4 separate regions of the Homo sapiens genome follow, and all the other regions are linked to region 3. Evidence: chromatin contacts called from ENCODE Hi-C data. All regions are on one chromosome and are shown on one strand. Each heading gives the region's core, a stretch centred on a gene start or an enhancer-like site at or near the end of the contact. The rest is flanking DNA. Distances are from core to core; before and after follow the strand shown.

What was found. Hi-C counts contacts between places; a loop is a spot of excess contacts on that map. Pooled maps may share reads with other maps.
Region 1: a map with no recorded cell type shows a loop between it and region 3 (7-fold over the local background). The contact joins the enhancer-like site here to the promoter of CASP7 in region 3. A Hi-C loop is called at or near these places in 2 of 37 single-sample maps with no recorded cell type and 3 of 50 pooled maps.
Region 2: a loop to region 3 is called in a pooled map, with 17 times the contacts of the local background. The contact joins the promoter of DUSP5 here to the promoter of CASP7 in region 3. A Hi-C loop is called at or near these places in 3 of 37 single-sample maps with no recorded cell type and 6 of 50 pooled maps.
Region 4: a pooled map shows a loop between it and region 3 (13-fold over the local background). The contact joins the promoter of ENO4 here to the promoter of CASP7 in region 3. A Hi-C loop is called at or near these places in 2 of 37 single-sample maps with no recorded cell type and 3 of 50 pooled maps.

What each region holds. Positions count from the first base shown.
Region 1 is chr10:110,412,753-110,418,328 of GRCh38, reverse strand. No RefSeq gene overlaps it. Among named protein-coding and RNA genes, the nearest start is that of DUSP5-DT, 81 kb to the left of the region's middle. RefSeq lists enhancers at 272-772, 3,582-3,711, 2,886-4,085. Within about 2 kb of position 3,673, at least 12 of the 41 ENCODE cell types and tissues checked have a DNase peak (open chromatin) inside an H3K27ac peak, as active enhancers do.
Region 2 is chr10:110,496,537-110,502,193 of GRCh38, reverse strand. It overlaps DUSP5 (dual specificity phosphatase 5), which reads right to left and starts at 4,287. Exons shown (of 4, transcript NM_004419.4): 1 at 3,694-4,287. The coding sequence starts at 4,072. RefSeq lists silencers at 3,561-3,830, 3,951-4,010, 4,081-4,220, 4,231-4,760 and an enhancer at 5,242-5,657.
Region 3 is chr10:113,675,330-113,681,387 of GRCh38, reverse strand. It overlaps CASP7 (caspase 7), which reads right to left and starts at 1,476. Exons shown (of 7, transcript NM_001227.5): 1 at 1,410-1,476. RefSeq lists an enhancer at 601-890.
Region 4 is chr10:116,848,249-116,853,919 of GRCh38, reverse strand. It overlaps ENO4 (enolase 4), which reads right to left and starts at 4,421. Exons shown (of 14, transcript NM_001242699.2): 1 at 4,189-4,421. The coding sequence starts at 4,353. It also overlaps a transcript of HSPA12A not described here. RefSeq lists an enhancer at 5,605-5,671.

The DNA of each region.
Region 1 (5,576 bases), core at 2,424-4,923, 3.3 Mb after region 3:
GACCCTTATCTCTACAAATTTTTAAATATTAGCTGGGCGTGTTGCTCAGGAGTTCGAGGCAGGAGAATCGCTTGAACTCGGGAGGCAGAGGTTGCAGTGAGCCAAGATCACACCATTGCACCCCAGCCTGGATGACAAGAGGGAAATGCCATCTCAAAAAAAAAAAAAAAATTAGCTGGGTGTGGTGGCAGGTGACTGTAGACTCAGCTACTCAGGGGGCTAAGGTGAATGGATCGCTTGAACCTGGGAGGTCAAGACTGCAGTGAGCTGTGATCATGCCATTGCACTCCAGCCTGAGTGACGGAGCACGATCTTGTCTCCAAAAAACAAACAAACAAAAAAATACAAAAAAAGAAAAACAACAAAAAGCAACTTACGATTGGTAGGTGCGTAACCTACCCAGAAGCCCACAGCCATGAAGTGGGAGGACCCCCAGGCACTTTGTACCACTTCTGAGGCCTCCTCTCTCCCCTTTCCCTTCTAATGGTTCCTTCCCGGGGCAGGGGGATACCAAACAAAATCCCCCCAATCCATCCCTGCAGCTGGAGTCTGGGCCCTATTCCAACAAGGACCCTTGTGCACTGAGGCCCCGTGAGATGGTCCCCAGCAGGAACCCCAGGCTGAGTTAGGGACAGATTCCCCCAGCTCACCGTGTGCCCTCTCCTAGGGGAAATAACTCCTCCCCAAAGCAGGCTGGTCACCGCAGGTTTGTTGGCACAGGCTGATGTGCTGCGCCCTTGCTGGGCACTCTTCTCAGGGTGGAGAGCACCAGCTGACATCAAGGTGGTGACTCAGCACCTTAGCAGCTCCTCCTCCAGAGGAAAAAGCCTTGCTGGCACGTGCTGGGCATGATGGGTGGGATGTGGTGGGAAAGACAGCCTGGCCTGGCCTGGCTTCTCCACCGGTGGGGATACTGTGGGCTTGGCCTTGGCCAGAGGGCTCTGGGCATCATTTATCTCCCCCTGCATTCAGGTCCTCCCTTAGGGGGCAGAGATTGGACTGGGCATAGCCTTGCAGGCTGCCAGCCAGGGAGGAAATTGTCCTCAGCATAATAATAATTTATACATCTTTATAGCCTCTTATCTGCAGATCTCAAAGCACTGAAAAGCTCAGATATTGTTTGTGGAGTGAGAATTTGCCTGGACCAAGAGCTCTGCAGCCCAAGTCAAGACCAGCTGAAGCCCTCTTGCTCACAACTGGGGCTCACACACTCGCTACCTTACTCACCCAGGCCTGGGGGCCTGGCTTTGTCCCTGCCACGCCCCTGCTCAGCCACAGACACTGAGAGCCATAGTCTTTGTCACTCAAGACCAATTCAGCCAATGGCCAGAGCACCTAAGGGGGCTCCCCACCCCTGTAAGTGTCCCACTTGGTGGGCCAGGCTAGGAATGTGGGCAGATGGGAGGAACCCTGGCTTGAGATCCAGTAGGCCTTGATTCTCAAAGCTGGCCACTTATTGGATTGATGTAGCCCTTCTCCCACCCAGGCCTCTATGTCCTTACCCAGTAAAAGGTGTTTGGAATCCTCCAGGGATTGCAAACCATGCTAACCAAAATCTTGGCTTTTTCCAAGGGAGCTTCATGGCTTTTGTGAATACTCAATTCAAATATAATTCCCAAAATGTATTTTATTTATTTTTACTTATTTATTTTAAGACAGGGTCTCACTCTATTGCCTAGGCTGGAGTGCAGTGGCATGGATCATGGTTCACTACAGCCTCAAGCTCCTAGGCTCAAGTGATCCTCCCACCTCAGCCTTCTGAGTAGGTGAGACAATAAGTGTATGCCACCACACCCAGCTAATTTTTAATTTTTTTGTAGAGATGGGGGTCTCCCTATGTTGCCCAGGCTGGTCCTGGGCTCAAGCCATCCTCCCTCTTTGGCCTCCCAAAGTGCTGGGATTACAGGTGTGAGCCACTGTGCCTGGCCCAAAATGTATTTTAAACTACTTGAATATTTGTAATAAGCAGCACCATGCACATTTAGAAGTGATACGTGATTTTCACACACTGGAGCTCACCTCAGTTGTGTTCACACTGATTTCATAAGTAACACAGTAACATGTTGGAAACTTGAACTTCTTAGAAAATATATTTAAACTAGTGGAGTGAAGCTTTTATTGTTCACATACACTGGGGCCCTGTGTCGGGTCAAATCTTATTTGGAAAAAGGGTTCTGTTTAAAAAGATCTCACAGGCATTGGGCTTCGTCACCAGGAAGAGAGATAAGGAGAAGTGATATGACCAGTGTTTCTGGTGAGTGACTTCTGTGTCCCACAACTGTGTTGGAAGATTTTCTCAGCAGACTGCAGAACATCTTATCTGAGCTCTGGTCTGAGCAGTGCCACTGATTGGCAGACATTTGCAAGTTGGTTCTGGAAGTCACTGGTAGCTGACAGCTCCAGGCCAATCTGAAAGAGGTAGGGCCCGTTTCTGCACCAGGGCAGAAGAGTGAAGCCTTTCAGGAGCTGCCTGGGGATAAGAAACAAATACTAAGAACTCAAATCACAAGTTGCCTAGCTCCAATGTGCCAGGCGACGGGCTGCACCTCTCACCCATGCAAATACATTTGTCCCTCACATGTACATAAGGAGGTTTAGCCTCATTTTATAGGTGAGGAAAGTGGTACACAGATAGTTTGACACCCCCCAAATTCCCTAGCTAGTGAGTGACAGTGCTGGGAGCAAACCCCCAAGTCTGGGATGGGGATCAGAAACTCACAGTTTTAATGAGCACCCCAGGGGATTCAGGTAATTCTGATGCAGGTGGTCCACACACCCTTCTCCGAGAAATACTCTACTACATTATACTGGGTGCAGGGGCTGGATACAGACTGAAGTAGAAATAGTTCTGACCAACAGTGGCCTTGTCATCAGCACCTGCTTTTTACCAACCTTTTACCTAACAGGTGGCTCTGCCTGAACAAGGTCTTAGAGGGGTCTCTGGACATCTGATACAGGCAAGCATCTGCCCCTTTCTTTGCTTCCATTTTCACCTCAATAGAGCAAGGGATGACATCTTGGTGCCCTTCCTGCTCTCAATCCTGTGAATCCATTACCAGCCTCTGTGACCTGAGTACCAGACCAGGAGCTCCAAGGTTGGGTCTCAGAGTGGTAAAGGGTCTTGCTTGAGTCAAACAGTTAGTAAGTAGTAAAGCCTCCTTTAGTCAGGCTGCTGGGGTCCAGATCTCCACCATCTTAACTCCCAAGCAGTGGTGTCCCCAAGGACGGGGCCATAGGAATGGTGCACATGGGTACAATAAGAGGTCATATCATCTACAGAAAAATTACAAACAATAATAAACTGACTAACAGTGATGCACCAGCAATTCTAATCAACGTCAGTGATAAACTACTTCTGTCCCCGCCACACCCCCACTAGCTTGGTATGCCACCCACTGCCACCCTCTGCCGCATTCTCTCCTGGGGTTATGTGAGTCACTGCTGTGCAGTGAGGCTTCTCAGAGGAAGGAGAGGAAGAGACCTTGTTAGGGGTGGGGGTGAGGTCTCTTCAATGTGGTCCCCATCCGGCCACACCATCTGTGACAAAGACACCCAAGAGAATGTGGTCTGGGTGACTACAGGGCTCATTTACCTCAGGCTAAAAATAGGTGCATTCCCCGCAGCAGGTGGGTGACTCAGCAGGCCTGAGGAAAGCTTCTAGATGGAGGAAGCGCAGTCTTGCCAGCCCAGGTTTCCCCCCGGTACCAGAACAACAGGAAGGGGCTGATGACGGAATTGTAGCATGCATTTCACAACCCCTTCTGCGCCTCCCAACTTTCCCCTGCTGCCGTTCCCCAAACTCCCTGTTCAAAAATTGCTGTTCAAATTCCTGAAATTGCTAGTCCAATTGAGAGCCCAAATGAGACCATGTGGCCAACTGCTCAAACTTATGGTAGCTTTCTTCCAGACCTTAAAGAGAGAGGCGAGAGAAGGTGCATGCATGTATGTGTGTGTGCACACGTGTGTGAGAGCAGGTACATGAGAAGCAGGCCACAGAGCGTCTATACTGGAGTCTGCCTTTGTCTCTGACCTCCCAACCTGGCCGCTGGCCACATACAGTGGAACCCAAGGAGGACTGCTGATGCTCTCTGATCATTTTCTGCAATGCGTTATGCCCTGGGAAATGAAAAGTGCTCCCTTCTTTCCATCCCCAGACTTTTCAGGAAGCAAGCACAGTCCTGACCTTCTAGATATATCTCCAGAGGCTCAACAGAAGCTGAGGAGTGAGGCAATTATTTGAAGAATTCAACCCCACTTCAGGCAGCTGTCTGAGCAGATTGATGCAACGGGAAGAGGCAAGACTGAGCGCCAGGACCTAGTTTCTCGTCCTGGTGCTGCCGCTCATTTGCTTTGTGACCTTGAGCAAATCAGTTTTCCTCTCGAGCCTCTAGTTTCTTTCTCCTCTGCACATCCATTTGTTATTTCTTCAACAAATACCTATTAAATGCATACTGGGCCATGCACCTGAGTATACCATGCTAGATTCAGGAACAAGCAACTATGGAGGATGAAAAATGTCCAGGAAGTCTTTGCACCTCCTCCTAACAAAAACTAGCACTACTTCTCTGTCCTTTGACTCTAGGATGACCTTGTAACTTGCTTTGACTAATGCTGCGAAAGTGACTCTTGACTTTTGCTCTCGCCCTCTTGGAACCCAGCTACCACATGAGGAAGCCCCAGCTAGTCTGCTGGAGAGGCCACATGGAGGAGAACTGAGCCTCCCTCACTGACAGCCTCCACCAACAGCCCATCAAGTTAGACTATGCAGTCCCAGTCAACAAGCCACTTGACCAAAAATGTAAGAGTGAGCCCAGCCAAAACCATCTGGAGCAGAAACAAGCCACCCTGCTGAGCCTTGACCAAACTGTCAACCCACAGAATTGTGAGCAATTACATGGTTGCAGTTTTCAGCTATTAAGTTGTGGTGGTGGCTTGTTATTGATATAATTAATGTTTATTGACAATTTCCAATGTGCCATTGACAATGCTAAATGTTTTACATATATAATTTCATTTATTCCTCCCATCAACCATGTGAGGCAGGTACTACTATTCAAATATCCATTTTACAGATGAGAACACTGAGGCACAGGAAGGAGAAGCAACTTGCTGAAGATCAAAGAACAGCTGGGTAGGGGAGCTGGGATATGAGGCCAGGCAGTCCAAGCTTCAGAGCCTACACTGGTAATTCACCACCACCTTACACAGAACCAAACAGACCTGGTTCTTGCCCTTACAGAGTTTATCATCTAGGTGGGAGACTGGCATTAAAGAAACACAGAAATAAATATACAATCACAAATATTGATGAGTGCTAGGAAGAAGACAGATGCTACGGTGTGTTCACAGAGAAGGCCTCTAGGGAGGCCCGAGGGTCAAAGGGGCAACCAGCTGAGCGAGCTGGGGCAAAGACCAGAGGATTAGAATGTGATTTTGCAATTTCTGTCAGCATAGATGTCCCCTGGGAAGCCTGGTAGAAATGCAAAAAAGACCTGGGCCTAATTCCCCAGAGGTTCTGATTTTCACCAGTCACCTCCAGATATTCTGATTTGCTGGCTTTGCTTGATTGGGAGCCT
Region 2 (5,657 bases), core at 3,038-5,537, 3.2 Mb after region 3:
TCTCACTCCCAAGGTGCTAAGAAGAACACTGCTGACAATCCTTTCTAGGTCCAATTTGGAGTCATCAATCCAGTTAATTACCTTCTAAATCAACTGAAAGAATAAAGACTTCTGAATTTAATTCTCAGCCCTCATGAGCAAAAACTGTCTCTGTCCCCTTCATGACCACCCTATCTTCTTATCCCCACTTTTCTTACTTCTCTCCTACTCCTCCTGCACCCCCCCCCCAATCAATAAGTCAACTTACGGCATGTGTGACTCTCAGAATCCTTAATATTACATTTACACCTCTCCAAATGGATATAAGGTAAAAACGACCCTCTGAGCAAGTCACGGAAACTTGCAAATATAAGTAAGCCTTCTTGGGCCCATTTCAGTGGGGAAGAACCGAATGAAAAGGTGGCCTTGGAACCCTCAGAATGCCAAGGGCTGCCAGGTGCAACAGGCCAGCCTTGCTTGGGAAACTCCTTTGCTGGTAACCCAGAGAGCAACCTGAGACATTTCCTAGGGCCTCCAGAAAGCCCACTTGTCTTTTTCTGGCCCAGAGAATTCACTTGGAGTCAAATCCATTAAACATGCATTCTGAGACCATGAATTTTCCAAAGAACCCCCTTTTTCTTTTCTGACTTTGGGTGTTGTGATGCTGGCTTTTTTAAAGCCCTGCAGTAGACAAATGGTTAATGGATTACAAGGCAGTCTCCAACTCCCTCCCAGAAGCTGCAGCCAATTCCTAGAATGAGTCATCTTGCCATTACCGCTTCCTCTCAGCTCACTGGAACTGCCCCGCCCCCACTTAGTACACCCAGATCTCCCCTGTGGTCACCTCACAAGCAGCCCATTGCGCCTGCCCATGAGCTCCTGGTCCTCCTCAATGACCATGCTCCCCACGACAACGGGAGGCCACGGCAGAGGTGCAAGATGGTGCTATAGGCAGCTTAGCTTCCCATGCTCTGCCATAGCCCCTGGGCCCCTTCCCTTCCAGCAGTCAAGAGAGAATGAGGCAGGCTCACAATGACCCACAGCTTCCTTGGAAGAGGCATCCCTAGTCAGTAAACCACCTGATCACTTCCCGTGCCTGGACCTCGACATTATGGGTTCCAGGAGACAAACAAGGATTTGGATGGGAATTTGGAGTTCAGAATGACCTGGGCCCTCCCAAACTTCAGGACGAAGGTTGGGGAAATAGGAATCTTCAGGCTACCCCATCTTTTGGCTTTAAATATATTACTTCAGAGTTGGCTATCAGGAGGACAGATAAGAGGTTCGGGTGTGGGCTGGATCCTGCATGCTGTTGACAAAATTTAGTTGAGGGACAGATAAACAGGGTCCTGCCTCTTCAAGCTGGGATTCAGAGGAATCCTCCAGATTAAATGGTCTCAGTCTTTCACCCACTCCCATCAGAGGTGTGGAGAGACAGAACATTCCTCGCTGGTGCCTCACTCGAGTGGCAAAAGCCATGGCAATTCTTAGAGCTACTTCTTTTGGAGTGAGTCTGCTTTCAATCACCACCACATCACCAGGGAACAGAGAGAGCACAGATACTATATATAAATAAGCACTGACCACGCAATTCAGTCATCACCATTTCATTTTAGTGGTTGTTTGGGAGACAGGGGATTATGGAAAGTGTCAAAAGGCATTGCCCCCACCAAGATCTGAGATGCCACCAGATTAAAACCTGAACTCCTATCTGCACATGAATTACGTAAAGAAATAAAAATTTTCTCTGGCAACAATTTAAAGTTTAGTAGTGTTATAAGGGTAGGCATGAAGCAATTTCTACTGAAACTTAAAATGCATGTAATTCTTGACCTGGCAATTCTCATGATTTACTGAAAGGCACTGCACACGCAAGAGCACATGGAGAAGGACATCTACCGCATTGCTTGGAGCAGTGAGGCGGGACGCAACCTAATGGTCATTACAGGAGACCGGTTCAATGTGAAACAGACATGTATGATCAGATATGGACAAGTCTCCAAGATCTAGATAGATACAAGAGGCAGGACAGGGACTATACAAAATCAATCTATTTCTAAGATACTTATGAAAAACTATCTAAAGGTAAACAAAAAATAGTTGACGACTGTCTCTGGGGAGTGGAACTGGGTTCTAAGATATGCAGAAGACCCGCTTCTCATCACAGGGCCTTCATGCTGTTCAAATTTTTACCTGTGTATATGTTACCTTCTTTTAAAAAACATTTTAACCCAGTTTTCCTGAGATGTGAGTCTATAGAGCTGCCTACTTTGTGGCGACAACTTCTAAACTGTCAGCAGGGCCAGCTTAGAGAAGCATGGGGAGGAGAGGTGGGACCAGGGAGGGTCTCCTGGAACCTCTTTCATACTACTGAGGCAGAAACTTCTCCAAACCACAGGAGATAAAAACCATATTAGGAAGAGAAAGAAATCAGGAGGCACGCTGAAACCTCTGCAGAGCCAGAGGGCCAACCCTCTATCCCCTGGGGGATAGGCTGTTAGAAGAAGGACGATTACCATCTACCTCTGTTAACTCTCCAACAGGAAATCAACAGGGGACCAGTCAGCAGGAGGTGCTAGCAGAGAGGGGAACTGTCTCCAGAATCTTCCTGGCCCGGACTGTGTGAAACTCAAGTTGCATGGCTTTAAAACAGGCTCCTAACTCGGCGCCGGCTCTCTGCACCGAGCTCTGATCCCCAACACTGTTACATCCCAAGGTGTCCGCGCCAGGGCTGGCACGGCCTTGGGGCCCTGCTGGGGCTAAACCCTCATCTCTACATGTGGGTCAGGTCTCCCCGGGTGTCATTTGAGGTTACAAAGGACTCAAACACAAAGCAGGAGCAGTCATAGGAAGTAACCCAGAAAAAACCAATGCTTTGGATTTTGAGAGTCAATCACCCACCCACCACCAGAAGCCAAAGTTATCTTCCCGGCAGGTGAAATGGGCAGGCCTGTGGCGGTAGCTCCGGGAGGTGTCAAATCAAAGGCCGCAGAATCTCCATACCACCCTGCCCCCGCGCACCTCTATTTCGTGGCTGGCTGGCTGTAGGCTCAGCTCAGGATGGGTCCCAGGGATAATCCTGGGGCGGAGGAAGGAGGAGGTGAAAAGGGTGGAAAGGATGTGAGCTCCAAACTGAGCTAGAGAAAAGACCTAGGAGGGGAGAAGAGGCCGGAGGGAAACAATAAAAAGCAATAAAATGAAATGGAAAGGGAAGGGACTCGCCAGGTCAAAAAGGCAAGGGGGTCGGTGAAGACCACAGCTGGCTAGGCGGGAGGAAGGGGGGCACCACGGCGCCACACCAAGGGAGAGTGGATCGCGACCTGCTGATCCCGCCAGATCAGTCTATCAGGAAGGCCCCGAGCCCTGACCCCAGCGACAGCGGCGAAGCTCGCGTCTGGAAAGGGGGCTCGTGCCCGGCACGAGCCGACGGCCCCCAAACTGCTAAACAGCAGCAGCCCCCGCAGCATAACCAACTCCACCCAGACCACCGGGCAGACCCGCTGCCGGGCGCTTTCGAGGAACGCGGGTGGGGAAGAGGGGGAGCTCTGAGTGCTGACATTTGCAGTGCCCTCCCAAGCGCACAACAAGCCACAGGGTGCAGACTCCTGCAGGTGGTGACTCTCCCGGTCCCAGGGTGTAGGAGGGCGCCCCGGCGCAGGGAGGGGACCCGGGGGCGCCGGAGGGGCGAGCGTGGCAGGGACCCCGAGCGCTCACCTTTGAGGAAGTAGACCCGCGGGCCGGCGGGTAGGCAAGCGAGTAGCGAGGTGAGGACGACACGCGCGGCGCTCTCCTCTCGCAGCTTCTGCCAGTGGCGGCTGCCCTGGTCCAGCACCACCACGGCCGCGACGCCGCCGCCGCCCTCCTGCAGGAGCCGCGCGCGCGCCGCCTCGTCGGGCAGCACGTAGCGCGCCGACACCGCGCCGCCCCGGGCCCGCCGCAGCACCACCGAGTTGAGGTTGACGTTGAGCGAGCCGCGCACGTTCGAGGCAGCGAAGGCCAGATAGGGCCGGCAGTCGAGCACCACGCAGCGCGCCGCCGCCTCCTTGCGGAGCATCTTGCGCAGCTGGCGCCCGTCGAGCGACGTGACCTTCATGCCGCCGCCGCCGCCGGCCAGCGGCCCCGCGCCGCGCGCCCCGCGGGTGCCCACGGCCAGGGTGTCCACGGCCAGGGTGTCCGCGGGCGAGGCACGGGAGGGCGACCCGCGGGGCTGCGGCCGCGACGGAGCCCGGCGCCCGAGCGGCGGCGCAACTCCGCGTTCCCGCCCCGCTCGCTCGATAGCCAGCCCGGCCGCTCGCCGCCCTAGAAGCCGGGGATTCCGCCGGCCGCGCAGCGTTTTATGTGAATGAGTGCCGTCCGTGACGCGGCTGCCCATATAAGGCCAAATATGGGTGTTTCCCCGCCCCTCGGGCCGTGGCCACGCCCTGCAGGGGGCGGGGCAGCGGGGGCGAGGGACGCGCGGGGCGGGTGCCGGCGTTAGAGCGAGAGGAAGTGGAAGGCGCCTCTTCGTTCTCTCTTCCGCGCTTCGCTGAGGGACTCACTCGCGCATCACCCGCGGCTGCCGGTCGAGTGTCCCAGGCGCTCCGGGGCCGCGGTGACCCTCGCGGTGCGGACCGAGGAGGAAGCGCCGTGGGGGGCGGGGCGGCGCCGCACGATCCGGCCTTCAGCTTCACGGACGTGGGCTGAGAACCCGCCCGCGCCGCGCTGAGCAGGGCCGAGGGAGCCGGCCAGGGCCCCAGAGGAGTCCGGAACGGATTCCCGTCGCTACCGAGGTCTGCGCGTGTAAGGAGAGGACGTCGGAGATTTGCCTCGAGGGGTGGGGTATAGATGACTGGAGAGGTCAGGCGCGGGTTGGTCATCGCTGAGGCTGGGTGATGGGTGGCCGGATTCGTTATACTGTTTTCTCCACTTTTCTGTATGTTTGATATTTTTCATAATAAAGTTTGTAAAAGTAAAAACGGGGGTTGGGGGTCGGCGGTGAGAATAGCCATTTAATCTTCCTAAATGGATTCTGCCCTCAAAGGATTGACGCTCTTTTCTCTGTCACTCTCCAATAATGATTAGAATAATAAGTTGTATTTTGAGGAGCTGTTTTCTGGTCCCGGGGAGACCCTTGGTGAACTCAGCAGTACCATCAGCATGTATCCCACGATGGAGCTCAGTTCAGCCAACTGTTGTCCAGGTGGCTTCTGGATTTGGGGGATTATCTATGGATCAAGTTTAATCTCAGGCTGTCTGCCCCCACCGGTCCCCAGGGGCTTCAGGCCTCCCACCCCTATTCCTGGGGAAGCAGACACAATTCACCCATTCAGCAAGCATTTATTGAGGGTCAGCCGTGTGCCAGGGCTTTGCTAGCTGCGGGGACACATGGATGGAAACAGGTTTCTGCCCCCAAGCTCACTGCCAACCATTTTATTGTTAGCCTGGCTGGGACTGCTTGATGGAAAACAGTCTGCCCGCACTAGACAAGGGCTTGTTGACAACTGACATAAGGGAATGAGGTTTTCAGAAGGAAGCAGAGATCAAATTTTGAAATCAGATGCAATCAAATCAGACACCAGGACAGCCAGCATTGCCTCTGGGTCACAGATGCATCCACCCAAAGGCGCTGTCCTCGCCTTGCCAGTGGGGTCTTGGTGAAGACGTGATGCGGGGGCCTTCTTTCTTTTTGTGGTTATCTG
Region 3 (6,058 bases), core at 227-2,726:
GTCACAGGTGGTTGGGAGGATGAATGAAACAATGCATGTAAAATGCTAGGTGGCACAATCTAAATAGTCAAGAAATATTCCCATTATCACCACTGCCCACGAGACTAAGATAATATGCAACTGTCAACCTTTGCCGATATTTAAAAACCACATCCATATTTTAAAAAGATTTTGTAGAGACTGAAAAAAAGTTCCTGTAGTGATTATTTCTAAACATGTTGAACAGGAGCCCACATGTTGGGGCAACTGGTACACAGCTGGGTAAGAAGTCACTGCCCAGCTATTGTCTGAACTTTTTACTTTCATGAAGGGGGAAATGGACTGCAGCTGCTTCCCCTGAAAAGTGACATCATACAATTTGTGACTCACTTCTTGCCCAAATAAAAATCTTCCTAAAGGGCACACAGAGAAGACCTGAAAACCTCCCCCTCTTGCCTCTAGCAGCTGGGAGGGGGAAAGGGAGGCTCTGCTGGGCACTCAAGCGCTCCGCTGCGTCACCCAAGGCTCATGGCACTGCTAGACCAGGGCCTTTACTTTGCTATTGCAGAAACTTTAGCTTCTTCAGAGACGTTAAGTAACCTGTCCAAAGCCACACAGTTTACAGGTGGCAGAAGGTGGACTGTGAATCTAGGCAATGGCGGTACCAAGGGTGAAGGTCAGGCCGGCGAGACCCAAAAGGAGGAAATAGCCTGTAAGTTGAGACAACAGGGAGGGCCACGTCAACTAGCCCAGGAGCCCAGAAGTTCAAGAATAAAGATCTGGAAATGATACACCCACAATCACCCACAAGTAATTTTACTGCTCCATAAACCGCAAAGCTGTCACCTGGAGCCTAACACTCCACACGTCTAAATGTCTCCTGCCTGGTTTCCACCTCCTCAAGGTCCCTCTAAGAGCCCTGCAGCAAGGACGCTCAGCTCCAGTGTACTCAGACTTGACAGAGCCACTGCCGCGAAACGCGTACCATAATCAACTCTGTCCATCCCCGCCAACAGTCTGCGGGGATCACCGTGGTTCCCATTTAACAGAGAGAGGGTTGAGGTCCCACCGCCGGCAGGCAAGGGGTGGGGACCGGAACGCAGGCAAAGGAGCCCTCGCTGTTAGCCGCTGTGCCAGATCACGAGCCCTCCTCTCCTAAATCTCGAATAGTACGAGGTGTCCCCTAGCCCCCCGGCTAGGAGGGAAGGGAGGACAAGCTGAGCAAGGCAAGCGATGGAGAGAGCGGAACGGGCCCTCTTCCCAAAGTTTCAGCGCAGGCCGTCGGGGCCACTCAGTCCCACTCAACCAGGCTCCCCTAGACCACGCTGGGGGCGCAGGGGGGAACTAGGAAGCCGGCAGGAAGGAGGGAGGCAAGGCGCGCACGGCCGGCGGGCTGGAGAGGCGCCGGCCGAGGTGGGGGCTGCAGTTACCGTTCCCACGGCGGTAGGGCGGCTGGGACTGGCACAGTCTCTCTCCGTCGCTCCGCAGCAAGGGTCTGGGGCCCCTTTAGCGAAAGCGAAACTAAAAGTCTCGGCGCTGCGGAGGGAGGAGCCGCCCTGGGTAGGGCCGGGCGGGGCTTGCACCGCCCCTGGCTCGGGGTAGTGCGCTCCGCAGGGGTGGAAGAGCCCAAAGCGACCCGTGTCCCCGCACGCATAGTCCCTGGAGGGCGCTCTCTGCAAAGCTGGCCGCGCGCTCTGCCAAGTTGGCCCCTCGCTCTACAAAGTTGAGCCCGCGCGCGGGAGAACGCGCACAGCAAAGTTTGCAGTTTCCCGGGACAGCCGAGCCGCCGCGGGTTGTTCCGGGAAAAAAACAAATCTGCCAAACTGGCCGCGCTCCAAGTGACCCAAAGAGCGCAGATTTCGCGGCGGCGCTCAGTGATGGGGCGCTCGTGTGGTCACCTCCACTTCCCCGCCCCCAGTGTACACCTCGACCTGGGCCTTCACATCAACTCGGAGACCCCTTTCCCATAGCCAGAGGCTCTCCCCTAGCGAAACCTGGATCCCAGCTGGAACTGCTGGCGTCCCCCTGGGGGACTCCACGCCTACATTAGCATGCGTACCCCACAAGGCTGATCCGCTTCGGGCCCGCTGTGGCATCCACTGTGGTCTCCTAGACGTTGCTTTGCGGGGGGCGCCCTCCTGCGCGCGTGGGCGTAGGACGCTCCCTCAGCTTTGAAGGAAGTACCCACCCAGCAGCCCAGCTTGCTGGTGGAGATGCTGCTCCTGGATCTTTCGGGAAATATTTGTTGTGCGCCCCCGTGTGTCAGGGACTGGGTATGCGGCCGGGAGTCAGTCAAACACGGGAGAGACTGAGCACTTCCACGGATTCTAGTTCACCCCAACCCCACAGCATACGCACACACACACACACACACACACACACACACGGACACACGGATTCCAGTTCACCCTGACCCCACAAAACACACACACACACACACGGATTCCAGTTATCCAGTTCACCCTGACCAAACACACACACACACGGATTCCCGTTCACCCTGACCCCACAAAAGACATACACAGGCATTCCAGTTCACCCTGACCCCACAAAAGACATACACAGGCATTCCAGTTCACCCTGACCCCACAACACACACACACACGCATTCCAGTTTACCCTGACCCCACAACACACACACACACGGATTCAAGTTCACCCCGACCCAACACACCCACACACAAACACACAGATTCTAGTTCATGAAACCCACCACACACACGGATTCATACACACACACGCACCTAGTTCACCCTGACCCCACAACACACACACACACACACACACACACACACACACACACACGTCTTTCTTCACCCTGGCTCAGGGAAGCAACTAAACTCAATCACACTGAGGTGTAAAATATCTGAGAAGAAATTGTAGTTTTATTCATATCAGAGACACAGTATTTACTTTTAGGAACCACCAAATCCTTGCGTGAATGGAGTACATGCTTAGTGGTCGGATACCAGGCAAGAACGCCATCTTCTCTTTCTGTTTGCTTGCTTTCCCGTGGGCCTGAGACTTCAGTATTTGTCGCTCAAATCTCTCCAGGTGAGGATGCTTCCTTGGTTTGAAAAAAAAAGACTGACCCCTGGCAAGTGTAAGGGAATAATTATAATTGATTAACTTACGGGAAAATCCTGAATCCCTGAATATTTTTAACCAGCAGTGACACAATTTCTAATGTGGCTGCCCTAGTCTTTTTTTAATACCCATGTTCCCAAAATGTTGGAGGTAAAGTAAGCCATTTAGACGCTAAGATAATTTGCTTTGTAAAGAAATTCAAGGCCAGGCGCGGTGGCTTACGTCTGTAATCTCAGCACTTTGGAAGGCCGAGGCGGGCGTATCACGAGGTCAGAAAATCAAGACCATCCTGGCTAACACGGTGAAACCCTGTCCCTACTGAAAATACAAAAAAATTAGCCAGGCATGGTGGCGGGCGCCTGCAGTCCCAGCTACTCGGGAGGCTGAGGCAGGAGAATGGCGGGAACCCAGGAGGAGGAGCTTGCAGTGAGCCGAGATCGCGCCACTGCACTCCAGCCTGGGCGACAGAGCGAGACTCTGTCTCAAAAACAAAATAAAATAAAATAAAATAAATTCGATTGTGAGTCATCTGAGAAACAAAGAATACTATTAGTAAAGCAATTAAATTACTCTTTGATTTATCTAATTTGTAAATCTAGGATCTTGCAGGTTATTCCTGAAATATAGTGAATCAGTGTTAGAACTAAAAGAGGCTTTTACAACTAATCTCTGTTCATTTTATAAAGAATCTGAGGCTCAGCGAAGTTGCCCCCGTCACAGATTTGCTAGTGGCAGAAGTAGAATCAAATTGCCTTTATTTTATTTTAATTTTTATTATACTTTAAGTTTTAGGGTACATGAGCACAACGTGCAGGTTAGTTACAAATGTATACATGTGCCATGTTGGTGTGCTGCACCCATTAACTCGTTATTTAACATTAGATATATCTCCTAATGCTATCCCTCTCCCCTCCCCCCACCCGCAACAGGCCCCGGTGTGTGATGTTCCCCTTCCTGTGTCCATGTGTTCTCATTGTTCAATTCCCACCTATGAGTGAGAACATGCGGTGTTTGGTTTTTTGCCCTTGCGATAGTTTGCTGACAATGATGGTTTCCAGCTTCATCCATGTCCCTACAAAGGACACGAACTCATCATTTTTTATGGCTGCATAGTATTCCATGGTGTATATGTGCCACATTTTCTTAATCCAGTCTATCATTGTTGGACATTTGGCTTGGTTCCAAGTCTTTGCTATTGTGAATAGTGCCGCAATAAACATACGTGTGCATGTGTCTTTATAGCAGCATGATTTATAATCCTTTGGGTATATACCCAGTAATGGGATGGCTGAGTCAAATGGTATTTCTAGTTCTAGATCCCTGAGGAATCGCCACACTGACTTCCACAATGGTTGAACTAGTTTACAGTCCCACCAACAGTGTAAAAGTGTTCCTATTTCTCCACATCCTCTCCAGCACCTGTTGTTTCCTGACTTTTTAATGATCGCCATTCTAACTGGTGTGAGATGGTATCTCACTGTGGTTTTGATTTGCATTTCTCTGATGGCCAGTGATGGTGAGCATTTTTTCATGTGTCTTTTGGCTGCATAAATGTCTTCTTTTGAGAAGTGTCTGTTCATATCCTTTAGCCACTTTTTGATGGGGTTGTTTTTTTCTTGTAAATTTGTTTGAGTTCTTTGTAGATTCTGGATATTAGCCCTTTGTCAGATGAGTAGATTGCAAACATTTTCTCCCATTCTGTAGGTTGCCTGTTAACTCTGATGGTAGTTTCTTTTGCTCTGCAGAAGTTCTTTAGTTTAATTAGATCCCATTTGTCAATTTTGGCTTTTGTTGCCATTTCTTTTGGTGTTTTAGACACGAAGTCCTAGCCCATGCCTATGTCCTGAATGGTATTGCCTGGGTTTTCTTCTAGGGTTTTTATGGTTTCAGGTCTAACATTTAAGTCTTTAATCTACCTTGAATTAATTTTTATATAAGGTGTAAGGAAGGGATCCAGTTTCAGCTTTCTACATATGGCTAGCCAGTTTTCCCAGCACCATTTATTAAACAGGGAATCCTTTCCCCATTTCTTGTTTTTGTCAGGTTTGTCAAAGATCAGATGGTTGTAGATATGCGGCATTATTTCTGAGGTCTCTGTTCTGTTCCATTGGTCTATATCTCTGTTTTGGTACCAGTACCATGCTGTTTTGGTTACTGTAGCCTTGTAGTATAGTTTGAAGTCAGGTAGCGTGATGCCTTCAGCTTTGTTCTTTTGGCTTAGGATTGACTTGGCAATGCGGGCTCTTTTTTGGTTCCATATGAACTTTAAAGTAGTTTTTTCCAATTCTGTGAAGAAAGTCATTGGTAGCTTGCTGGGGATGGCATTGAATCTATAAATTACCTTGGGCAGTATGGCCATTTTCACAATATTGATTCTTCCTACCCATGAGCATGGAATGTTCTTCCATTTGTTTGTATCCTCTTTTATTTGATTGAGCAGTGGTTGGCAGTTCTCCTTGAAGAGGTCCTTCGCGTCCCTTGTAAGTTGGATTCCTAAGTATTTTATTCTCTTTGAAGCAATTGTGAATGGGAGTTCACTCATGATTTGGCTCTGTGTTTGTCTATTATTGGTGTATAAGAATGCTTGTGATTTTTGCACATTGATTTTGTATCCTGAGACTTTGCTGACATTGCCTATCAGCTTAAGGAGATTTTGGGCTGAGACGATGGGGTTTCCTAGATATACAATCATGTCATCTGCAAACAGGGACAATTTGACTTCCTCTTTTCCTAACTGAATACCCTTTATTTCCTTCTCCTGCCTGATTGCCCTGGCCAGAACTTCCAACACTGTTTTGAATAGGAGTGGTGAGAGAGGGCATCCCTGTCTTGTGCCAGTTTTCAAAGGGAATGCTTCCAGTTTTTGCCCATTCAGTATGATATTGGCTGTGGGTTTGTCATAGATAGCTCTTATAATTTTGAGATACGTCCCATCAATACCTAATTTATTGAGAGTTTTTAGCATGAAGCGTTGTTGAATTTTGTCAAAGGC
Region 4 (5,671 bases), core at 3,172-5,671, 3.2 Mb before region 3:
CTTTCATTTAGCAGACACCAGGTCTCTGATCTTTCAGTTCAAAATCCAGTGACTTCAACCTGGACAACAGGTCATCTAATACCCACAGCGACATGCCAGTTCAGAGGTGGGGCCCCAGAAGTATTAAGCAAGAGCTCATTTTCAAGCTATCCGTGGATTCTTTAAATGGTGGTTTGTATGTTACAGAGTAAGTGCCTAAATGAATTTAGAATCAGGAGAGCAAAAATGTTATTTAGCTTACACTCTGTGTGTTATAGTGAGTTCAGTTTAACAAGCACCAAGCACCTATAATGTGCCGCGTGTTGTGTTAGGAGAGGAAAGGAACTAACATTTTTGAAGTGCTTAATATGGGCTGTGAAAGAATGACTTCTTTATCACTATATCTCAAACCACAGGGCCTGACATATATAGGATTCTATAAATTAAATCTCGTATAAATTAATAAATGTCAGTGACATCCCTGGGCACTGTATATACATTATGTCATTACATTCAACTCTCTAAGCTATGTGATATCATCTCCATCCCACAGATGGGCAGACAGTTCCACAAAAATTAACTGTCCAAGATCACTTAGCTAATGTTTTCATTATCTACTGCTTTGGTTTTTTTTTTTTTTTTTTTTGAGACGGAGTCTCACTCTGTCACCCAGGCTGGAGTGCAGTGGCACAATCTTGGCTCGCTGCAAGCTCCGCCTCCCGGGTTCACGCCATTCTCCTGCCTCAGCCTCACGAGTAGCTGGGACTACAGTCGCCCGACACCACTCCCAGCTAATTTTTTGTATTTTTAGTAGAGACAGGGTTTCACCGTGTTAGCCAGGATGGTCTCGATCTCCTGACCTTGTGATCCGCCCGCCTCAGCCTCCCAAAGTGCTGGGATTACAGGCGTGAGCCACCGCGCCCGGCCATTATCTACTGCTTTGTAACAGACCACCCCAAACCTTGGTGGTTTAAACCATTAACTTGCTCATGGTCCTGTAATCTGGGTGGGGCTTCAACTGGGAAATTCTTTTGCTGGGCTTCTCTGGAGTCCCTTATGCAGATGTAATCATCTGGAGGCTTGACAGGAGCCAGCATATCCAAGCTGTTTTCACTCAATGTCCAGTGCCGTAGCTGGGATGGCTGGCACAGTGAGGGGTTGGCTGGGCATCTATCTTTCTCACAGGATATCCTGAGGGGTCTCGTATCTGCCAAGGTCTTTCTCTACACAACCTCACTCTTTCCAGTAGGGTAATTGGGACATCCTCACAGCATGATGACTAGATTCCAAGAGGACAAGCTTCCATATGCCAGCACTGATCAACTCTCTGTTTGTATCGTGTTTGTCAAGGTCCTATTGATCAAAGTAAGTGACATAGCCAATTCCAGAGTCAGTGTGGGAGGGACTTACAAAAAGGTGTTCACACTGGAAGTGTAGTTTCTTGGAGGACCATCAGTGTAACTCTATCACAGTGAGGAAGTGGCAGAGATAAGAATCAAAACCAGATCTGCCACATTCCCAGTCCAAAACTCTCTCATTCAGTTTTATGATGATGGAATAAATTGTATTGTTATTGCCTACAAGGATCTTTACCATGTGTGAATTCCTCTAATATGTCTGTCTTAGTTTGTTCTCACACTGCTATCAAGGACTGCCTGAGACTGGGTAATTTATAAAGGAAAGAGGTTTAATTGACTCACAGTTCTGCACAGCTGCAGAGGCCTCAGGAAACTTACAATCATGGTGGAGGGAGAAGCAAACACATCCTTCTTCACATGAGGGCGGGAAGGAGAAGTGCAAAGTGAAGCGGGGAAGCCCCTTATAAAACCATCAGCTCTCATGAGAAGTCACTATCACGAGAACAGCATGAGAGTAACCACCCCCATAATTTAATTACCTCCCACCCGGTCCCTCCCCACATGTCATATGTGGGGATTATGAGCAGTACAATTCAAGATGAGGTTTGGGAGGGGATAGAGCCAAGCCATATCAATGTTGGAGAGGGACAGAAGAAATGACATTGGAGCTGAACACTGGAGGAGGTATAGTGTTTCAGTGCCAGTCAAGGGGGAGATGTGGTGAGCAGATATTTCAGGGAGAGAGAATGGGACAAGCAAAGAGGAGGGAGGTAGGAAACTTCTGGCTTTGGGGAACAGTCAGTGATTCGGTGTAGAGGAGGAGGGCAGGGAGTGGGAGATGCGCCTGTTACCAGAGGGAGGGGCTGAGCACTGTGAACCACACACATGAAGGCCAGCAAGCACGGGAAAGCCACAGGAGGTTCTGAGGAAGAGAAGTGTGGTCAGACTTGCATGTTAGGACACTGCTCTGGCAGCATTCTGCAGGATGAACTAGATAGAGGGAGAGACGAGGTGAGAGTAAGCACGGCCAAAACTAGGGCAGTTACTAAGAAAAGGAAAAGGAGATTGCTTTTTTCTGTTTTTCTTTTTGAGACGGAGTCTCGCTCTGTTGCCGAGGCTGGAGTGCAGTGGTGCAATCTCGGCTCACTGCAACCTCCGATTCCCAGGTTCAAGGAGTTTGCTTTTTTGCCTCTGCAATTCCTGAACATCCTTCGAAGTCCAAGCCAAAGCCTTCCTGGATATACAGCCTCCAAGGATCTTTTCCATCCCTGAATTCCTTTAATAGGCATATAGGGATCTGCCCCTCAATCTAGCACACAGTCATCTATCACCTTATCTTTTGCTCCAATTATTTTATGTATTAGTGACTTTTGTCCCAAACTAAGATGTAAGTTCCCAGAGAGCTGTACAAACGAATATCCTGGCTGCCTAATAGAATAAGAAGATCATTATACTGGGGAACAAGAGTCCATGTTTTTAGTCCTAGCTTGTACACTAAGTAGCTGTGAGACAAAGACTTGGTGTCCCTGTAAAATGAGGACGTTAGAATAGATTGTGTTCAAGAATTCCTCTAGCAACAGATAGTAGGAAGAGAATGGAATGAGAGTCAAGCATTCACTCATTCATCCTGCAGGTAGTTTCTCAGCATCCACTGTGTGCCATGCACTCTGCTGGGTACTAGGGACACAAATGTGGTTTGATTTTTTTTCTTCTGTCACTATGTCCTTTGGGAAAATCATTTAAATTGCACTGGCCACAGGTTCTTTATTTGTAAAATGGGAATCATCATTTTTACCTCGTCGCAGTGGTACTGAGGATTGAGTTACAGTACGCAGCACAAGGGGCTCAGTAAACCCCACACCTCTCCCCTTTGATAGTATAGGCCATGAGTGGGAAAAAGTCATTCGCGGAACATCCTTTATATCAACTGCCTCAATACGACGTGGTTTTGCACCCTGACAGCACATCTGCCTCTTCATAGGACTCCTTCTGCTTGGTGTTCACATTGCCTCCTTGCTTTGCCTTGCCATAGTGCAAACTCCTAGGGGCCCCAGCCACACTGCCTTCCTTACTACTTATAGATCTGGAAGGGAGAAAACGTCTTTGCTTCAGCTGCTCACTGCTTAACGCTAAGGTATGTGCCAGATCTCAGGGCTGGGCAGAGACCCGGAAGGTGAGAAGACAAGGCTTCTGAGCCCAGCAGGGGCTCACAGGCTGCCTAGGGAGGCTGCCTCAAGAGACTACAATACACGAAGGAAATGCTGTAGGAACCCAGAAGGACGGTTGGTCCAGGGCTACGTGGGCAAGGCTTTGGTCTGAATTTTGGAGTTTAGGGCGGGGCTGGTCAGATATTAACTGGCATCCCGGCAGAGGAGCCAGTAGGATGAGGCCCCAGAATAGGCTGAAGCCAAGTTGTAGCAAACGCCAAGGTGTTCATCCTGTGATCAAAGAGGAGCTGCTTAAGGTCGGTGAGCTGAGCTGAGGGCATTAAGGTATGTGTTAAAAATGACAATTGGCAAGCATGGGCGGTGGGCCGGCCCACAAACGGAGAGGCCTCTTAGGCAGCGAGGAAGCCTGCCAGCCCCTGGGCTGCCGCTGCAGGTCAAATACGCCTAGCGCCCTCTTTCCTCCAGCTGCCTCCTTTCTGCCACTTTCTCTGGGGAGATCCCTTCACCCCTGGGTGTCCTTCCCGCTCCTTCCCTCCAGAAGTCTCCTCCGCACACGCAGGCCCAGGGCCCGGGCGGCTGGCATGCGAGATTCTGAGGCGCAGGCGCAGGCGCAAGGCGTTGCCGCAGCGCGGGGCGGGGGGAGAGGGGTTGGCGGGAGGAGAGCGCTTGTCCCAGGTCCCTACCAGGTGCCCGTAGACGTCGGCAGGCTGGAGGTAGAAGGTGGAGTTGAGCAGCTCTTCCAGCCTGCGCGGAACGTCGTTCTCCCGGTAGTACTCCATCGCCTGCTGCTTCAGCTTCTGCAGCTCCCTAGTGGTCCCACAGCTGCGGCCGCCGCCTTCTTCCTCCATGGTAGGAGATTTAAGGCTACAGCGGGGTTTAGCCTGGGGTCCCACGAGCGTCCCTGCTGTCGCTAGGCAACGCAACGTGATCCCGACCCCCAGATCTCGCGTGGCTTCCAGGCCTAGGTTCTTCCTGCGGTAAAAGTCGTTCCCTTTTATTGGAGCTAGGATGGTATTTGCGCTCGCTGCTCTGTCTTTTCTCCCTGCGGCATTAGGTCCGGGGGTTGGGCTCCTCCTAGACTCCCGAGACTAGGGCCCTCCCGGCTTCGTTTTTCACCACTTTTCCCTGGCGATTTTCCAGAGGGGGAAATCTTTAACGACCTCATCAAGCGCGTTTTGCCGGAGCGCGGCAGCCTTAGCTCCGAATTCCGGCTGGGGTCGCGCGCTCGGGTCCCAGTGGCCCAGCGTCTTGGGCCACCCCGCCCTCCCCACGCGCCCCCTTGCTCTCTGCTGTTAGTGAGCTCCTCCGGGTTGCTAAGGCCGCCCGTGCCAGGCAGGCCCACTCTGTTGGGGGAGGGATGTAGGGGCTCAGGGCATCCTTACTGAGCGGTGGCGATCTCAGGAATTCTTTCATTCGGCTCATGTTTATTAACTACCTGCTCTGAGCCGAGCCGTGTGCTGGCTGGGCCTGCTATGATGTCCAGGAGAGAAACGGCCACTTGCCCTTCTCTGGGATATTAGTGGGGGTGAAATCAATGGAATGAAAAAAACCAGTGTGGGTTGAAAATATCTGGGGTGAACCCTAAGGGATGGTTGTGGTTTGGGCAGACCTAAGGATGGGGGATGATTCAGGCAGGACTTGGGGAGGTAAAACGGAAATGGGGGAATGGCCTTGGCTCACGTTCCCTCTCCAGAATGCTGCCTATGTCCTTGCCCTTTTCAATCCGAAGTGCCTTCCTGGCTTCATTGTACCTGCCAGGTATCATGCGATTACAGAACTTAGTGTGCGTCCTCAGTTCTAGATACTTCCTCTGCTGCAGGAGTGGGCGGCGACGGACAGGGTGTTCTTGTTCCACTCACGCCTGTTTATGTTTCCTACCTAAGCAGATCAGTTACAAGATCTGTGCCACACTTTCCCCCCTCTGGAAAACATCATCTTACCTCCTCTGCCTGTTTCCCGAGTCACTTAGTACAAAATGAGGAAGTGAGTGAGAAAGCACTTTGAAACACAGTTATTTTCAATACATGCACGTATGGGTGCAGATGCATAAAAATGTGATGCTATAAGTACTGTTACACAAACCCAGACATGCACCTTCCAAACTTCCTCCGTGTTCTCTCTGCTCTCTTACGGAACGTCTCACTGTCTGTGTGTAATGGACCATCA